Linked DNA regions of Homo sapiens: region 1 is linked to region 2. Evidence: chromatin loops called from intact Hi-C (ENCODE). Cell type or tissue: heart left ventricle. All regions are shown on one strand. Links, peaks and the distances in the headings refer to the core of each region. The heading gives the core; the rest is flanking DNA.

The links. Peaks named below come from ENCODE experiments on the same cell type or tissue, not always from the same donor. Only the 100,000 strongest peaks of a DNase experiment are listed, where the experiment ranks them.
Region 1: a loop joins it to region 2, with 1.9 times the contacts of the local background. A loop is called at or near these places in 7 of 110 quality-filtered maps.

The regions. Positions count from the first base shown.
Region 1 is chr5:67,770,643-67,780,615 of GRCh38, reverse strand. No RefSeq gene overlaps it. Among named protein-coding and RNA genes, the nearest start is that of LINC02997, 18 kb to the left of the region's middle. RefSeq lists enhancers at 1-271, 272-904 and a silencer at 6,141-6,435. In heart left ventricle, for the core only: no CTCF peak of the experiment used is centred there; no DNase peak of the experiment used is centred there; H3K27ac peaks cover 1,513 bases.
Region 2 is chr5:67,720,388-67,730,360 of GRCh38, reverse strand. No RefSeq gene overlaps it. Among named protein-coding and RNA genes, the nearest start is that of LINC02997, 68 kb to the left of the region's middle. In heart left ventricle, for the core only: no CTCF peak of the experiment used is centred there; no DNase peak of the experiment used is centred there.

The DNA of each region.
Region 1 (9,973 bases), core at 3,040-8,039, 50 kb before region 2:
AGGTTTCTGCTGTCTTTTTGTTTGTCTGTGCCCTGCCCCCAGAGGTGGAGCCTACAGAGGCAGGCAGGCCCCCTTGAGCTGTGGTGGGCTCCACCCAGTTGGAGCTTCCTGGCTGCTTTGTTTACCTAAGCAAGCCTGGGCAATCGCGGGCGCCCCTCCCCCAGCCCTGCTGCTGCCTTGCAGTTTGATCTCAGACTGCTGTGCTAGCAATCAGGGAGACTCCGTGAGTGTAGGACCCTCCCAGCCAGGTGCGGGATAGGATCTCCTGGTGCGCCGTTTTTTAAGCCCATGGGAAAAGTGCAGTATTAGGGTGGGAGTGACCCGATTTTCCAGGTGCCGTCTGTCACCCCTTTCTTTGACTAGGAAAGGGAACTCCCTGATCCCTTGCACTTCCCGAGTGAGACAATGCCTCACCCTGCTTCGGCTCACACACGGTGCCCTGCATCCACTCTTCTCCACCCACTGTCCTGCGCCCACTGTCTGGCACTCCCTAGTGAGATGAACTGGTACCTCAGATGGAAATGCAGAAATCACCCGTCTTCTGCGTCACTCACGCTGGGAGCTGTAGACTGGAGCTGTTCCTATTTGGCCATCTTGGCTCCACCTCCACGTTTTCTTAATCCACTCCATCATTGATGGACATTTGGGTTGGTTCCAAGTCTTTGCTATTGTGAATAGTGCCGCAATAAACATACGTGTGCATGTATCTTTATAGCAGCATGATTTATAATCCTTTGGGTATATACCCAGTAATGGGATTGCTGGGTCAAATGGCATTTCTAGTTCTAGATCCCTGAGGAATCGCCACACTGACTTCCACAATGGTTGAACTAGTTTACAGTCCCACCAACAGTATAAAAGTGTTCCTATTTCTCCACATCCTCTCTAGCACCTGTTGTTTCCTGACTTTTTAATGATTGCCATTCTAACTGGTGTGAGACGGTATCTCATTGTGTTTTTGATTTGCATTTCTCTGATGGCCAGTGATGATGAGCATTTTTTCATGTGTCTTTTGGCTGCATAAATGTCTTCTTTTGAGAAGTGTCTCTTCATATCCTTCGCCCACCTTTTGATGGGGTTGTTTTTTTCTTGTAAATTTGTTTGAGTTCATTGTAGATTCTGGATATTAACCCTTTGTCAGATGCGTACATTGCAAAAATTTTCTTCCATTCTGTAGGTTGCCTGTTCACTCTGATGGTAGTTTCTTTTGCTGTGCAGAAACTCTTTAGTTTAATTAGATCCCATTTGTCAATTTTGGTTTTTGTTGCCATTGCTTTTGGTGTTTGAGACATGAAGTCCTTACCCATGCCTATGTCCTGAATGGTATTGCCTAGGTTTTCGTCTAGGGTTTTTATGGTTTTAGGTCTAACATTTAAGTCTTTAATCCATGTTGAATTAATTTTTGTATAAGGTGTAAGGAAGGGATCCAGTTTCAGCTTTCTACATATGGCTAGCCAGTTTTCCCAGCACCATTTATTAAATAGGGAATCCTTTCCCCATTTCTTGTTTTTGTCAGGTTTGCCAAAGATCAGATAGTTGTAGATATGCAGCAATACTTCTGAGGCCTCTGTTCTGTTCCATTGGTCTATATCTCTGTTTTGGTACCAGTATCATGCTGTTTTGGTTACTGTAGCCTTGTAATATGGTTTGAAGACAGGTAGCGTGATGCCTCCAGCTTTGTTCTTTTGGCTTAAGATTGACTTGGTCGAGACCATCCCGGCTAAAATGGTGAAACCCCGTCTCTACTAAAAATACAAAAAATTAGCCGGGCGTAGTGGCGGGCGCCTGTAGTCCCAGCTACTTGGGAGGCTGAGGCAGGAGAATGGCGTGAACCCGGGAGGCGGAGCTTGCAGTGAGCCGAGATCCCGCCACTGCACTCCAGCCTGGGCGACAGAGCGAGACTCCGTCTCAAAAAAAAAAAAAAAAAAAGATTGACTTGGCAATGCAGGCTCTTTTTTGGTTCCATATGAACTTTAAAGTAGTTTTTACCAATGCCATCACAGCAACATTTTCAGTCTAAGCTATTGTAGAACCTTGTCACATACACATCAAGAGATTGAGTCTATTTTCTCCAGCCTTGAAGTTTGGGAGACTATGGAACTGCTCTAATGAGTAGGACACTATGAAAGTGGTACTGTATGAATTTCAAGGCTAAGGCAATACGGCTTCTGTTTGCCTGTCTCATTCTTGGTACATTTGCCTTGAGAACATAGCCATCATGCTGTGAGGAAGCCCAAAGTAGCCTACACAGAGAAACTACATGGAAAAAAATACAAAAAGAGAAACTGAGGCCCTCAGCCAATGGCCACATTCCCAGGAGACCTTTTAAAATGTGGGACAGAGATAAACTCTCCCTACTTAGAATACCCATACTACCCAAAGCAATCTACAGATTCAATGAAACCTCAATCAAAATACCAATGACATTCTTCACAGAAATAGCAAAAATGATCCTCAAATTCATATGGAACCACAAAAGACCCAGAACAGCCAATGCTATCCAGAGAAAAAGAACAAAACTAGAGGAATCACATTACCTGACTGAAATGATACTACAGAGCTACAATAACCCAAATGGCATGGTACTGGCATAAAAACAGACACATAGACCAATGGAACAGAACAGACAATGCAGAAAAATATTTGTACATCTACAGCGAACTCATTTTCAACAAATGTGCCAAGAACAGATATTCAGAAAAGGACAGTCTCTTCAATAAATTGTACTGGGAAAACTGGATATCCATATGCAGAAAAATAAAACTAGAACCCTATCTCTCACTACATACGTAAAGCAAATCAAAATGGATTACAGACTTATATCTAAGACCTCAAATTATGAAACTACTAAAAGAAAACATTGAGAAACTCTCCAGGATGTTGGGCTGGGCAAATATTTCTTGAGTAGTACCCCAAAAGCACAGGCAACCAAAGCAAAAATGGACAAATGTGATCACATCAAATTAAAAAGCTTTTGCACAGGGCAGGAAACAATCAACAAAGTGAAGAGACAACCCACAGAATGGGAGAAAATATTTGCAAAGTATCCAGGGACAAAGGATTAATAACCAGAATATATAATATCAATGGTCATCAGAAAAAATGCAAATTGAACTACAATGAGCTATTATCTTACCCCAGTTAAAATGGCTTTTATCCAAGACAGGCAATAACAAATGCTGGCGAGAATGTGCAGAAAAGGGAACCCTTGCACACTGTTGGTGGGAATTAGTACAACCACTATACAGAACGGTTTGGAGGTTCCTCAAGAAACTAAAATTAGAACTATCATACGATTCAGCAATCCCACTGATAGGTATATACTTAAAAGAAAGGATATTAGTATACTGCAGAGATATCTGCCCTCCCATGTTTACTGCAGTACTATTCACAATAACTAATATTTGGAAGTAACCTAAGTGTCCACCAACAGATGAATGGATAGAGAAAATGTGGTACATATACACAATGGAGTACTATTCAGCCATAAAAAACAGTGATATCCTGTCATTTGCAACAACATGGATGGATCTGGAGGTCACTATGTTAAGTGTAATAAACCAGGCACAGAAAAACAAACTTTGCATGTTCTCACTCATTTGTGGGAGCTAAATAATTAAAACAATTGAACTCATGGAGATAGGGAGTAGAATGATGGTTACCAGAGGCTGGAAAGAATAGTGGGGTGGTGGAGGCAGGGTAGAGTAGGGATTGTTAGTGAGTACAAAAATTAGTTAGATCGAATGAAGATCTAGTATTTGATAACACAACAGGGTGACAATAGTCAACAATAATTTATTGTACATTTTAAAGTAACTAAAAGAGTATAATTGGACTGTTTGTAACACACAAAAAAGGATAAATGCATTGTGTGCCTGTATAAAAATATCTCATATACTCCATAAATAAATACACCTACTATGTACCCACAAATATTAGACACACACAGATACATGCATGCACTGACTCACAAAACTTTCTAAAATGCTCTGCTTAAATTCTTAACCCACAGAATCCGTGAACAAAATACTGATTTCTTATGCCACTAAGTTTTGGAGAAACTTTTATAGCACTATATTTTGTAGAACAGTTATTATATTTAACTACTATTAAGAAGATTTTGGTAACTAATATTAATTATAGTAATAATAGAAGAAAAATGGAGGGTAGTAAGTAGAAGTTGTTTAGTAGCTAGTTTTTTGCTTGATTTGGGAGAAGGGTAAAGATATTTAATAAACTCGGGCTTTGATAAGATTTTATAGTTAAGTTTGTAGGCTAAGCTTTTGAAAACAACCATTAAAAGAACAGAAATTTAATAAATGAATCCAATCCAGAAATGAAGGAAAAGAAAGGAGGTAATAATGAAAATTTCATACATGTATACAATCAGAAACAAACAACACAACATAACAATAATTGACTGATTCACATTTCTTTTCAAATTATCAGAATTCTAATTGATTTAGGCTACATTAAATTAAAAAATGCAAAGAGTAATAAGAATAATACTCCATGTCTTAGATTTTTAGATATTATACGTTTTAGAAAGTTTTGGTCTTTTCAGGTATGTAATTCACCAGGTAGGTTTTAACCCTTAGACTTTTAGAGGATACTGTGTATAGACAGAGTTGAAGGCCAGAGAAAAGTGAGTTTTATTAAACCATGTATCAGCATATTTTAGTTAGAAAATAGTGTCACCATAGTGATTGTTCATATTAGTTTTCCTTGGCCAGACTCGGTGGCTCACGCCTGTAATCCCAGCACTTTGGGAGGCCAAGGCAGGCAGATCACGAGGTCAGGAATTCAAGACCAGCCTGACCAACAATACAAAACACAAAAATTAGCCGGGCATGGTGTTGGATGCCTGTAATCCCAGCTACTCAGGAGGCTGAGGCAGGAGAATCGTTTGAACCTGGGAGGCAGAGGTTGCAGTGAGCTGAGATAGCACCACTGCACTCCAGCCTGGGTGACAGAGTGATACTCCATCTCAAAAAAAAAAAAAATAGCTTTCCTTTATTATTATTATTATTATTATCATTATTATTATTACTATTATTACTATTATTTTTGAAACTGAATCTTGCTCTGTCTCCCAGGCTGGAGTGCAATGGCATGATCTCAGCTCACTGCAACCTCCATCTCCCAGGTTCAAGTGATTTCCAGCTAATTTTTGTATTTTTAGTAGAGATGGGGTTTCACCATGTTGGCCAGGCTGGTCTCAAACTCCTGACCTCAAGCGATCCAACCGCCTCAGCCTCCCAAAGTGCTGCGATTACAGGCATAAGCCACCATGCCTGGCCTTAAAATTAGCTTTCTAAATCCCTCTACTGGAAATACATGGTAGGAAAGTAGTCCAAATAGTTTATTATAAATCACACAATAACTGATTTATTAAGAAAATGGCGGCAGTCTTCCCTCGGCCAGATACAGTTGTTTGTTAATCCACCTTATTTTTATTTAGATGACACACACACAAAATAGCTGCCATTTGTTACAGACAGCATTGGACTCAATTTGCCAACACATTTCACCAATTGTTTACCATTGTTCTCTGCATCTTTGTCTCTCCCTTTGTGCTTCCATCAGATGCAGTAATGAATGCATGCTGCAGGCACACTCTAGAATAGAGAAAAAAGGAGAAGTCACAGTTCTGTGATTTTAAGCTGTGTGCTCTTTTCTACTCTTCTCATCTGTACGCCAATGGGATCCAGCAAAGATGGGTGCCAGAACAAAGCAAAGCGGAAGAGGATGCCAGAGGGAAACCATGATAACTTTGTGGGGTTTTTTTTTTTTTTTTTTGCATTACAAGATAACTTTTTCTTTTCCTTTAAGACGTTTAATAGCATTTACTAAGATATCACTTGTTTGTCTTCATTCATATATTGCTCTATACTGAGTTAACCATAATTGTATGTGTCTTATCTTTTTATTTAGACTGTGTGCCCTCTGAGAAAAAGTATTTTTTAAATACTAGTATTTCTGGCATTTAATATTGTGTTGAAACATAGGAAATACAACAATGTTTGATGAATAAATAAATGCCACAGATGAGAAAGAAACTTTCTCATAATTTTCTCTATAATGAATTTGCTCTATAAAATGAGATTAAGAAGTCCACCCAAGGAATTTAATGACAGAAGTGGAACAAGAAACCAAAGACCTTGGCCTCCCTTCACCCCTCAAATCCAGCACTTTCCACAGTACCACACTCAAAATTCAGAAAGCTCAGGCTTGGAAGCCTTCAGATGCCTTCCTGGCAGGACTGTGTTAGGCACACCAGAATTGCATGAGACGACGCCTATGGTCTGTGCTGTTATGAAATATCATAACAGTGATCCAGTGGCTTTGATGTCTGCCAACAATTGCAAGTAAAGAAAGTGGTTTAATGACACAGGCATACTGTGAGCAAAATCCTTAGGTTGGCTCCTTTTGCCCTATAATATTTGTATGTGTAAGGAAACCTTTTACCCCTTCTACAGCTCTCTCTTTCCTTGAAAAGTCCCAAATATTAACCCTGAGAGATGACTTTCTACTTGCCACTGTAGAAAGAGTACTTACTTATCTGATATTACATACCACTCCTTCTTTGTCTCTGTGTTAATAACTTAATAATCTTGGGTGCACTTCCTGGAGTCCATAGACAAGAGGTAATAATTTTTCTCCTCACCATTATTCCTTTTCTGTTTTGTAAACTTACCCAGTATAGTACAATGATCTTCAACACCAAAAATTAGTTGGCAACTAAGTTGTAAGTTATGAATAATCCCCCAGTTATTTCCTCTGGGTAGGTTCATTGATTAGGATGTATTTTTCTCTTTCAACCTTATCTTTTAAAGGTCTTGTGAAGTTTTACCTTACATTTATTGCCCAGCAGACTAGAAAGACAGGAGAGAAGTGGTGGCAAGAAGAGCTGAATGGAATCGTTGATTATAATTGACAAAGAACTGCAGTGTGTGTGCAGAAAACAAAGAGACCTTTGTGTTGGTGGGAAGCATGTGACCGGCCGCCCTAATTTGGTCAGAGCTGTTCCATTTGCTCATCTACTTCTCTGGATGTTCTTCAAGATTCTGATTGAACCTGGTCTTTTCCACAACCTTTCCCATTTTCCCTGAGTCATCTTAGGGGATAAGAGCAAGAGAAGACTCCTGTTAACAGCCATATGATTCACCCTTCAGGCCTTTCCCTCAATTTTCTAAAACATAGTCTTGAAATAGTTTTGATCATGGATTAAATCAGTACAACATATACCCCATTTGTAAGTTATCCTCATGTACTGCCTATTCTGATACTTTATGCTAATATATTATGTAACATAAAACACACAAAAATTAGATTTAAAAAGATGAAAAATGAATGCAAATAGCAATTTTCTTAGTATTTTTCCTCTGCACCCTAATGCATCACCTTGTATACCTCCAGGGTGTTTACACCCTATTTTGGAGGCTCTTACCAAAAGATACTTATGAGTTGACCAAAGACAAATACAGTCCAATCTGAGAAGCTGCATCCTCTTTTTGAGGTCATTTGGGATTGTGACAACCAGGCAGCTTCCTCATGTTTCTGGATACTGCTGGGAAGACTGTTCCAAAAGGTACCCAAAAGCAAATACCCAACCCCAGTGTTCTAGAGACCAAAAATCTAGTCCCAGCCCTATCATTAACCAGCTCTACAACTCTAAGAAACTCATTTAAACTCTCTGAATTTGTCATTGGTGAAACAAAAACAAAAACGAAAAAACTTTCTTGCCCATTTCACCTAATTGCTATAAATATCAAAGACGGCAAGGGATTTGCAAGAATTTCTAAAAGAATAACACAGAATACAACTATAAGGTAGTATTGTTATTATTTTTAAAGATAGTGGAAGGAAGGAATATCCTACCTGCTCCCCTGCCCTCTGCACTGTTCATTGCATCAACAAAACTAACTCAATGCAGACACCCTCCCTCTTGCCCTCCTGTACTGTGTAAATGATCACTGGTGAAAATTGAAGCTGTTTAGTTTTAGATTTTAGTGAATACTTTCCCAACTCTTCCTCCCAAGATTTTAGAATCATAAAAGGTAAGAGGAAGATAATAATTTTAGAGTTGAAGGTAGCTGAAAGATTATCCCAGCTAGTATTCTTATTTTGTGGATGAAAATATTGAAGCTGAGTGAATTTCAGAGAGGCTAAATGATTTCTCCAGGATCACACAGCTAGGAAAGGAGCCACATCAGACCCTGAGAGCCATATTGGAACCTATTTTGGAATCCTTTTTTTTTTTTTCCTACAATGCTGCTACGGTTCCTTTCCTTCTTTCCATGCTGACTGCCAGGGCTGCTTCACATCATTATGGTACTCTAGTCAATCATTTATAATTCCTCTTCAGCTGTGTTTCTCTCAGGAGCAAACTATGTCTGTATTCTCCATTGCAAAAGATTCTCTTCTTTTGCATCCATATCTTTAAGTCTTACAAGTCAATTCCATCCCCCTAAACTGTCTCCAATTCTTTCTTACTGTTATTCAACTCCTACTCTGATCACCTCGTTAGCTACCCGTGATGTTTCCTTGTCAGGAAAGGACTGTGGATTAGATGGCCAGAGGTGGCCATTTAACTTGTCACGGAAGGCGTCTGCCTCTTCCAGAGCACTGACAGCTGTTGTGTCAGTCACACAAGGTAAAATAACCTTCTCACAGAGTAAAAATAAAATGGTAAACATAACCTTCTTACACAAGTCTCACACCAAAAGTAGGCGTGAATATTTTGGAGAGAATTTAGAAACGGGTGATAGAGATGGCACAGGCAGAAGCTGGTTAGATGGATATGTGTCCCTCCCTTCCAGGGTTTTTGTTTCTAACCAGGAGGTTAGAAACCATCCTTTTTCTTCTTTTTTCCCTTTCTTCCTTTGGCACCAGCCACTCCCGACCTCCCAAATACCCACCCAAATCCATCTCAGATTTAATGTGAAATTATGTTCATGTTGTATTTTCAATGGTTCCTGTTTTCTTCTACCTAGATCACTTTTAGGTATTTAATGGTCAAATATTCTCTATGAGTAAGATAGATTAAATCTCAGGATCCATGCTTCTAATGGGGCAAAAGTGAATTACTGAACACATTTAATAAAATGTCTCAGAAGGAAGCCTTGGCCCAAGTCATCACTGTAAGATGAGTAGCCAGAGATCTGAAGCAAAGAGCTGGCAAGATTTTTTGTGATTTCCATTTATTCTTGGCTTTGTTTTTATCAAACGTCCACTTGGGGTGTAATAGGATCAGAATGCAAATAGATCACCAGCATGACTTTTGAGAACAAAGAAAAATTTATATATACTCTGTTACCAATTTGTCTTTTAGGAATATCTGGCCATTTAAATATTTATGTCACCCAGTTTGTACGTGGAAGAAAGGCCAGCATTTTCTAGTTTGTTTTTCCCCCACCTGAGTGTTATGTGGTACATCTGACACCAGAGCACCTACTGAGGCTCCTAGCATAGGGCAGGTGTTCCATAAATGATTACTAAGTTTAACTGACTTGTGTTCAAAACCCTGATAACTGCAGTCAAAAAGCTGAAACGTTTCTCTTTGTCTAAATGTTAATGTTAAACACAATGCGAGCTCAAGATAAAAAAAAAAAGTAGAAAATGGTGAGTTAGAGGAAGGGGAGATAGGACAGCAGACATCATGCTCTGAGAACTAGTCTAAAATGTCGCAAGAGGTGGATGGCATGAAAGGCCAGTGTTTCCTGGAATGTGTCATAAGACTCTGAAGATAAGAGATCTGCTAAATAGTCACTAAAGGGAAGTGAACCTTGAGCACAAAAGATGTAGGAGGTAGAGGGGTAAGCCCGGAGGTTGCTGCAGCCAGGAAGGAGCCTGGATTTGCCCCACCCATCACCTCCTCTGCCTTCACTCCCATTCTAGACCCCACACGTTGGCTCATGTTCAGTGCAGGTACAGGGTACAGGCTGAGTGCTTTCCAGGCTCACCCTGCCAG
Region 2 (9,973 bases), core at 2,745-7,744:
CACTTTTTCCAAACTTGATGAAAACTGCAAATCATAGATCCAAGAAGCTACACAAGAACCAGCACAAAAAAAGAAAAAAAAAAAAAAAGCTACACCAAACCACATCATAATAAAATTGCCCAAAAACAGTGATAAAGAGAAAATTTGTAAAGCAACCAGAAAAAAATGATATAGTTATGTACAGAAAAACAAAGATAAGAAACAAAGTAGATTTTTCTAAAATCAGAAACAATGCAAGAAAACAGTGTTCCACATCCAAAAGAAAAAAAAAGTCAGCATAGAATTCTATGCCATGGGAAAATACCTTCCGGACACCAAGGCATAATAAAAACATTTTTAAACATACAAGAGCTGAAAGAATTCATCACCAGCAGAAATGAACTATAAGAAATGTGAAAGGATGTGCTTCAGATAGAAGGAAAATGATATCCCTGAAAATATGGATTTATACAAAGGAATAAAGAGCACTAAAATGGGATCAATATGAGTAAATACACAAGACTGTGTTCCTGTAATTTATATAACTTTAATAGAAAATTGGCTATTTAAACAAAACTAATCATATAGTATGCAGTTTATAAAAGATATGAAAATATGTTGAGACACACCAGTGGAACCAAGGCTCTGTAGAGAAAAATAAAAGCATACTGTTGTAAAGCTTCTTAAAATATCCATGAAGTGGCATAATATGGCTTGAAAATAGACTGTGACAAATTAACAATGTATACTATAAACCATAAAGTACCTACTAAACAAAACAAAGGGTTAGAACCAATAAGCCAACATAGGAGATAAAATGAGATAATAAAAAATGCTATGTTGATCAAAAAAGGGAGATAGAAAGGAAAAGGAGAATAAAGAATGAATGAGATTAATATAAAATAACATGATAGAATTATATCTAACCACCTCAATAACTGTACTAAATGAAAATGGATACCTCAATTAAAAGGATTGAACATAAGAGTCAAATATTTGCAGGGTATTCTTTTGACAGAAAAAAAGCTAATTCTAAAGCTCATCTGGAAATGTAAAGGGCCTAGATATCCAAAATGATTTTCAAAAAGAACAAAATTGGAGAATACTACTACCTGATTTTAAGATTTATTATAAAACTTCATTAATCAAGGCTGGATGGCATAGAAACATAAAGATAGACAAATAGATCAATGGAACAGAATAGAATAGAACAGAATTCAGGAAGTAATATTCCCATAGAATATTTTACAGGTCAGCCAAAATTTGGAGTGCCAAATTCTTTAGAATATATAAAAAAGCATTTTAGACCAGGAGAATTTGTTTTCTAACACAAGGACTATGGTGAGTAATTTTAGCTATGCCTAGAGGAATGAGTTACATTTGGAGCTTTCATTTAAATGGATGTTTATATATATATGTATCCATATATAAACACATATATAGGAATCTTATGTCTTATTCTCATCCTAGAAATGAAAGGAAGCACTATTCTGATTTAATTCATGAATAATCCCTCTGAAATTTTCCATAATTGTATTCAAAATGGCTTCACATTAAATAAATTCTATGTTTTCCTTTTGCTGTCAGAAATAAACTACTTTTACAGGGACATAATCCGCTGCAAACATTCACACTTATAATCACACTCATGCACACCCTGGTCTTTTCTGACAGCTTGCAAATATCTCTGCTCTTTACATGCAGCCTTCACAGTTACAAAGCTGAAATTTCTTTGGCCATTTCCTCTCATGTTTTTATAGCTCAGCTTTTCAAAGGGTTTTAAAAAATAGCTCAGACACACCTAAGAAAAATATGCATTTCTTTTCATTGCCTGGCTAAAGGCCAAAGCTTTTTAATAACCATTTACCAAGAAATCCGTGCTCTCAAGTGTACTGTGTATCAGCAGAGAGAAGATGCTCCTGATAGAGATTCACTTTTCTACCTTAAAAATCCCCTATCATCTTCTTATTTTCTTCTGCCCTTGTTGCACATAGACATTTGCTACCCGTAGAAAGAGCTATTTGGGTATTCCTATTCCATTGATGAATCTCTGGCTGATACCTGGTATCTGTTAGAACATACACAATACAAACCTCACCCCTGTAGCCTTACTCTTCATGAGCCTTGGAGGCCATACTAACTGAATAAAAATTTCTCTGTATCAGGAACAGTTTGTTCAACTTACTGAATGTCTTGGTTGGGATCCCCAAAAGCAATCCCCGAGTTGAGGATTTGTGTGCAAAGAATTGATTGAAGATATGCTGGAGACACTTGCAAAGGAATGCAGGCAGCAGAGGAGGGCAAGAGAAGGAGCCAAGCCAGGATGTGACTATAAGCAAAGTCTGGTGGAGGCTGGCTTCAGCCTGACCCTAAAGAGAAACTTAGGAGTGCGGTTTATGCCTCCAAGTTTTTCTTCTTTAAGATCAGGGAGCTGGGCTTTCATATTCTCACAGAGTCAGTAGTCACTCATTCCCTAAAGACCAGTTTCAGAGATATAAAACCCCAAGCATCTCCAGCTTTCTGAATATCTGGATGATGTGGCTCCAGATGTCACAGATTATCCCTCAAAGCAAATCAAGGTGTAGGTCATTAGAAGCAAAATCACACAGAAGTGGGGTGGGGGGTGTGGGGGGTGGTACACACTGCAAGGATCCTAGGGCCCAGGAGATCTGGCCAGACCACTAGCAGTGTCCTCAGCGCTTAACAAATACTCATCAAGTACCTGCTCTGTGCTTGGTGCTGTACACAATCTTGGAAACAAACTAGTGAGCAAATAATCCTCTGCCCATTACAGTTGAGTTGATGCAAAGACATTATTTCATTATTTTCTTATGGCTGAGTAGTATTCCACAGTGTATGTATGTGTATATATATGTAATATATAGATACACACACATATGTATTACATTTTCTTTATCCACTCATCAGTTGATGGGCACTAAGTTTGATTCCATATCTTTGCAGTTGTGAATCGGGCTGTAATAAACATACACATGCAGGGGTCTTTTTGATATAGCAATTTCTTTTCCTTTGGGTAGATACCCAGTAGTGGGATTGCTGGATTGAATGGTAGATCTACTTTTAGAAACTGGCCTTTTAAACAATCGCCCCAGGTGATGCTTATAGTTAGGTAAGTTTGGGAAACATCAACATCAATCATTCTTTATCCCATTACATTACCAGGCATCATAGGGTTAACTTTTTAAAATTCCATTGTTAAACTTTATTGGAATCTAACAGCCCTTTCTTTAGCCATAGGTAAGTGTCTACACACACACGTATGTGAAAGTGCAGCTTATGTAACAAGCATGGCTTTTCCCACCATTCAGCAAATCCAAGAACCAATACTAGGATCTTCTCTTATCACTAACCCTTCTCCAGAATTCAAGAACTTATACTTTCTTTTGAGTGTGACAGAAGGTTAAAAGTGACCTGAGTCATTCACAGAGTGTCAGCTAATTCTCAAGTGAGATACAGGCACACTGAATCTCAACTGATACCACCGTGGATCAGTCATATGATCCACGGTGATGATCCATGGTGGTGTGTGGGCAAGAACTGCCAGTGGGATGCCCTTTGCTTCCCATGATGAAAATAGCTGCCTCCTCCGCAGTGGCAATGGGCATTCCCAGTCCAAAAGCCAGAGGTCTGTGAGTGTTGGGTCAGTACCACGTAGTCTCTGGCTCTGACCACTGGCAGTCCCTGATATGCTCATTCTGTTAACAGCCTCCTCTCTGCTTGACTCCTCCCTATCTGACCTCCTCTAAAGTACTGCCTCATGACCTCTCTTTCTCCTTTCAGCACAGGTAAACCCCATCTAGAGTCTATCTTCTTTCTGTGGTGTGTGCCTGTGTTTGTATACATGCGTGTGATAAGCTCCTGTACTCCACTTCCCTTGGGGACTGTCTTCTCATTTTCTTGGCTTGGAAGGAATAAAAAATAAAAACCATAGAGGTTTACTCTTTATTTTCTTCTCTTTCTGCCATAACAGTCCTATTTTTCCTTTAGGAAGTATGAATACCCCTGGCTCTGCCTGATACTATGGTCGGGAAGTGCAGGAAAGAAAGCCATGCCCAAAGTTAAATATTTCATGGTCTTATCTTGCTACCTATATTTCTTCACTAGAAAGTAAGCTCCCTGAGGACAGAAATGATGTTCATTTTTTTGTTGTTGCACTTTAAGTGCTGGTACATAGTTTGGCATGGGTTAATAAATATGTGTTGAATTAATGTATAAATGACTATGTTTTCAGTCTTGACTCCTCTCCTGCCCTTTTTATGGTTGTAACTTACCTAATTTTTTTAAAGGCACTGCTCAAGCCTTATCTCTTCCAAGAAAACTTCCTTGAGTATCCTCACTTTTCTTTAACCTCAGCAATTTTATCTGTATCTCACAACATCTCCTTGTTTGTTATTTCTGTGATTTTTAGATTGTTTATTTGAGGCAAATGATTTCTAACAACTGTATAAGAAATACTGTAGTGAATTACACTCAAGCTGTTTCTCAGAAATCTCTCAAAGCAGACTTCTGGCATCTATCCAGGGTCTAATTCAAGAAAAGTAAGTTGGGTCAGAACAATGCTCTCTGGGTACACAGCTCTTTGACTCTTTGACTTGTCATTATTCTCTTATTTTTAATATGTGTCATGTTTCCTCACTTCCTTCAGGGACAAAGGATTATATGTTTTCATCAACAGAGATGAGCATGGCTCAGGGCACGTAGTAAATTCCCACTGATTATTTGATAGATTTTTTTTTTTTCAGACAGAGTTTCACTCTTGTTGCCCAGGCTGGAGTGCAATGGCACTATCTTGGCTCACGACAACCTCCACCTCCCAGGTTCAAGCGATTCTCCTGCCTCAGCCTCCCAAGTAGCGGGATTACAGGCGTGCACCACTGCACCAGGCTAATTTTGCACTTTTAGTAGAGATGGGGTTTCTCCATGTTGGTCAGGCTGGTGTCGAACTCCCAACCTCAGGTGATCCTCGCTCCTCAGCTTCCCAAAGTGCTGCGATTACAGGCATGAGCCACTGCGCCAGCCTACTTGATAGATTTTAAAGATGCTAGGGCTATTTCAGAGACTCCAGTATTTTTTACATAGACAGTTCTATTGCAAATGTGTCCCTCTTAATGATTTAATGTGTCCCTTAAATCATTAAGTTGTGATTATAATGTTCTGTGGACGGTAAAAGAAAGTGTGTACAACTGCAAACATGCTCCCCTATCCTTCCTCAGGATATAAGTGATAATTAAAGTCCATGAAAATGCTTAATTACACCTTAAGGAGGTGTTTCTATTTGCTCTGAAACTTTGCGTTTGACAAAGAATTAAAATTCAAGAATGCTTGGGCTCTTGAATGTTCTTTTCCTTTTCAAAACTTTGTCTCAGCTCGTAGCTGCCTTGGCAAATTTTTGCCAGCCACTGAAGGAAGAAGAATATTTTTATCGCAGCATTTGCTGCTGTTTCAGAAATGAAAACATGAATGTTTCAGTGAAGAGGCACTGGCACTGGCAGCAGGACTCAAATCTCAGGAGATGACTTTTCTTATGCAGCAATCTTCTTTAATATTGAAAAATGAAACAATAATATTGCTGGGATTTCTGCTAAAATCCAGTAAACTATAAGATCTTTTATGAAAAGAAGCAAAAGATAATAAAAGAAAAATAAAAGCATCATTAAACAATCAGTGAAGCCTGTCCTAATGAGGGAACAAGGCTTTGATTCTCTACCCTAAGATCTGGCAGTGCTAGTTGGAAATGAAATGATGCAGAGCTGTATAATACAAAGCCCAAGCACAGTCTCCTTTTACCACACATCCCTTGTCTCAGAATTTTATATTCTTGAACTCTGGTGTGCTTCTCTGGTAAAGAAAACACATGCATGCTGTTAGTGGTTTCTCTACAATTATAAAGCAATTAGAATTGTTGAGCGCTATTTTAATAGAGGCTGTTTAGACATGTACTTTAACAAAGATTTAAAAGGGATCACAGACATTTGAAGGACAGTGGCTTTTGAGTGTATTTTCTCAAATTTCTGATGGCGTATTTTAATTTCTTTACAAAAAGGCTGTAGTTTGTGGCTTGAAAATAGTTTAGAAGGAAGGGTCATTTTATAAAAATGCTCTTAACTGAAAAATTGTGCATTTGGTGAACAAGTCACTTTGACTCAGATGAATTTTACAAGTATTTTGATTCTTCTGAGCTTTGGAGATTTCTACGTGCCTGACCACTGGGAGGAATTGGATTAGACTGGGTAGAAAGCATCACTCATGGCAATATGTGCTCTCCATTACAGGAGCTGACCTTTGTTCTGTTGGGGACACCAGCCAGATTCTAATGGATAGTGTTTTTCACATCCTCAGCTCATCAGCCAACTGACAGAGATAATCCAGGACCATTAGTTAAAAAAAGAATCATTATCTTTTGGTTAATCTGAATAAAGTGAAAAAAAAAAAGGTGCCAGTGACAGACCAAGGGCTTTACAAACTGTAGTTAAAGAAATATTAGGAAAAATTAGGAATCCAACTTACAAGGGATGCGAAGGACCTCTTCAAGGAGAACTATAAACCACTGCTCAATGAAATAAAAGAGGATACAAACAAATGGAAGAACATTCCATGCTCATGGGTAGGAAGAATCAATATCGTGAAAATGGCCATACTGCCCAAGGTAATTTATAGATTCAATGCTATCCCCATCAAGCTACCAATGACTTTCTTCACAGAATTGGAAAAAACTACCTTAAAGTTCACATGGAACCAAAAAAGACCCTGCATTGCCAAGTCAATCCTAAGCCAAAAGAACAAAGCTGGAGGCATCACACTACCTGACTTCAAACTATACTACAAGGCTACAGTAACCAAAACAGCATGGTACTGGTACCAAAACAGAGATATAGATCAATGGAACAGAACAGAGCCCTCAGAAATAAGGCCGCATATCTACAACTATGTGATCTTTGACAAACCTGAGAAAAACAAGCAATGGGGAAAGGATTCCCTATTTAATAAATGGTGCTGGGAAAACTGGCTAGCCATGCGTAGAAAGCTGAAACTGGATCCCTTCCTTACACCTTATACAAAAATTAATTCAAGATGGATTAAAGACTTAAATGTTAGACCTAAAACCATAAAAACCCTAGAAGAAAACCTAGGCATTACCATTCAGGACATAGGCATGGGCAAGGACTTCATGTCTAAAACACCAAAAGCAATGGCAACAAAAGCCAAAATTGACAAATGGGATCTAATTAAACTCAAGAGCTTCTGCACAGCAAAAGAAACTACCATCAGAGTGAACAGGAAACCTACAAAATGGGAGAAAATTTTCGCAACCTACTCATCTGACAAAGGGCTAATATCCAGAATCTACAATGAACTCAAACAAATTTACAAGAAAAAAACAAACAACCCCATCAAAAAGTGGGCAAAGGATATGAAGAGACACTTCTCAAAAGAAGACATTTATGCAGCCAAAAGACACATGAAAAAATGCTCATCATCACTGGCCATCAGAGAAATGCAAATCAAAACCACAATGAGATACCATCTCACACCAGTTAGAATGGCAATCATTAAAAAGTCAGGAATCAACAGGTGCTGCAGAGGATGTGGAGAAATAGGAACACTTTTACACTGTTGGTGGGACTGTAAACTAGTTCAACCATTGTGGGAGTCAGTGTGGCGATTCCTCAGGGATCTAAAACTAGAAATACCATTTGACCCAGTCATCCCATTACTGGGTATATACCCAAAGGATTATAAATCATGCTGCTATAAAGACACATGCACACGTATGTTCATTGTGGCACTATTCACAATAGCAAAGACTCGGAAGCAACCCAAATGTCCAACAATGATAGACTGGATTAAGAAAATGTGGCACATATACACCATGGAATACTATGCAGCCATAAAAATTGATGAGTTCATGTCCTTTGTAGGGACATGGATGAAATTGGAAATCATCATTCTCAGTAAACTATTGCAAGGACAAAAAGCCAAACACCGCATGTTCTCACTCACAGATGGGAATTGAACAATGAGAACACATGGACACAGGAAGGGGAACATCACACTCTGGGGACTGTTGTGGGGTCGGGGGAGGGGGGAGGGATAGCTTTAGGAGATATACCTAATGCTAAATGACAAGTTAATGGGTGCAGCACACCAGCATGGCACATGTATACATACGTAACTAACCAGCACATTGTGCACATGTACCCTAAAACTTAAAGTATAATAATAATAATTAAAAAATATATATATATATAGTACAATATTAAACTAGAAATTTTCCATTGGTTAAAAAAAAAATATTTAGTCAAACCCAAAGTTGCAAGGAAAGTGACAGATAATGTCGTGCAGAAAGGATTCCATGCTTTTCTTCACAGAAAACAAAAACCAGTAAGGTTAGTGTAATAATTTTTCTGATGATCATTCAAAGATATATCTGAGAAAAAGAAAAAAAACCATCAAACTAATCAAAAGTAAAGTCATAATATCTGGTACCTTGGGAAGAAATAGATTCTAGTTTCTTTATTGTGCTGTAGGCTAGATAAACAAGTGTGAGATAGACTGGGAAAACAACAATACTTAAAAGCAGATTTCCAATGTTCTTATCATTAGATGGACATAATCATACCAACAATGAAAATAAGCACTGTTTCACTAGGTCACAGGGACAAGAACTTCAGCTTGAAATGATGAAAAGCCAGAGTAGTTTGATGAGTACTGGGTCATGGTCCTAAAAGGTATTTGGCAATTGTGTCCTGTTACTTGTTTCTATTTTTATTTGACATTCACCTTCACGTATTTCTCTGTCATGGCAAAAAAATGTAGGTAATTTGCATGGTATAAGAAATAACTTATGAGCTTCTATAACTAAACTTCAAAAATAGCAATGGCTGAAACAGGTTAGAGAAGAGTTTCCCTTTTGTGTAATAGTTTGAACACAGTGGAGATGGTAACTGCAACCCGGACTGTTAATTTTTTGACCTGCCATCTTCAACTGTCACTGTCCATTTGAGTTCTAAAATGACGACCGTAGCTCCTGCCTTCATATTCTCTTTCCTGCCAGCCAAAAAGGGAATAGGGTGAGAAAAGGGCCTGTCCCTTTTCTTTAAGGGCAGGTTTCAGAGCCTTTACACATCACTTTGATTCATGTTCATTTGGCCCAAACCAAATGAGTGTGGTAACATGACCACACTCGGCTGAAAAATGTAGTCTTTTAACGCGAAGCTATGTGCCATGGTAAAACAGTGGTTCTACTTTTATTTCTAATGTCCAGTTCTCTTTATGCGTTTTTAGTATTTCATCTGAATTTCAGGGCTTTTATTATTTTAGGGATAAAACTTACTTTGAGATACACTTTATGTACTTTGATTACATTACAATGTGTCTTCCTGTATCAATTTATTAATCACTGACAGCTACTACATTACACTAATAACATTACTTGTCCAACTTTGTTAATTCCTCCAATGGATATTGCTGGTGTTAGGCTAAATTTTTATAATATTTTTGTTATAACATTTAACACAATGCTAAAGTCCCATCAAACAGTGTCCTTTAGAGTCTTGAATTGTTGGATTTGCTATTTGAGTGTGTGTGTAGGTGTGTGCATGTGTGTATCAATAAAAGATATCCTTTTGTTTTTGATGGAGAGGGGATGGGTGCGGTAATTTAAAAGAAGAGCTAGAGAAGCTGGAGAAAATTAAAATAAGTCAGTGAAAAATATTTGGGGAAGGGAAGGAAAGGAAAGAGAAGAGATGAGAAGGGAAGTGAGGGGAGGGGAGGAGAGGGGAAGAAAGAGGGAAGGGGAAGGAATGGAGGAAAAAGAGAGGAGGGGATGCCAAGGGAGGGGAAGGAGGTAAAAAAGAGGAGGGAGAAGAGGAGAGGGGAGGGGAGGGAAGAGGAGAGCAGGAGAGGGGAGGGAAGGCAAGGGGAGGGGAGGGGAAGGGAGGGGAGGGGAAGGGAGGGGAGGGAGAAGAGACAT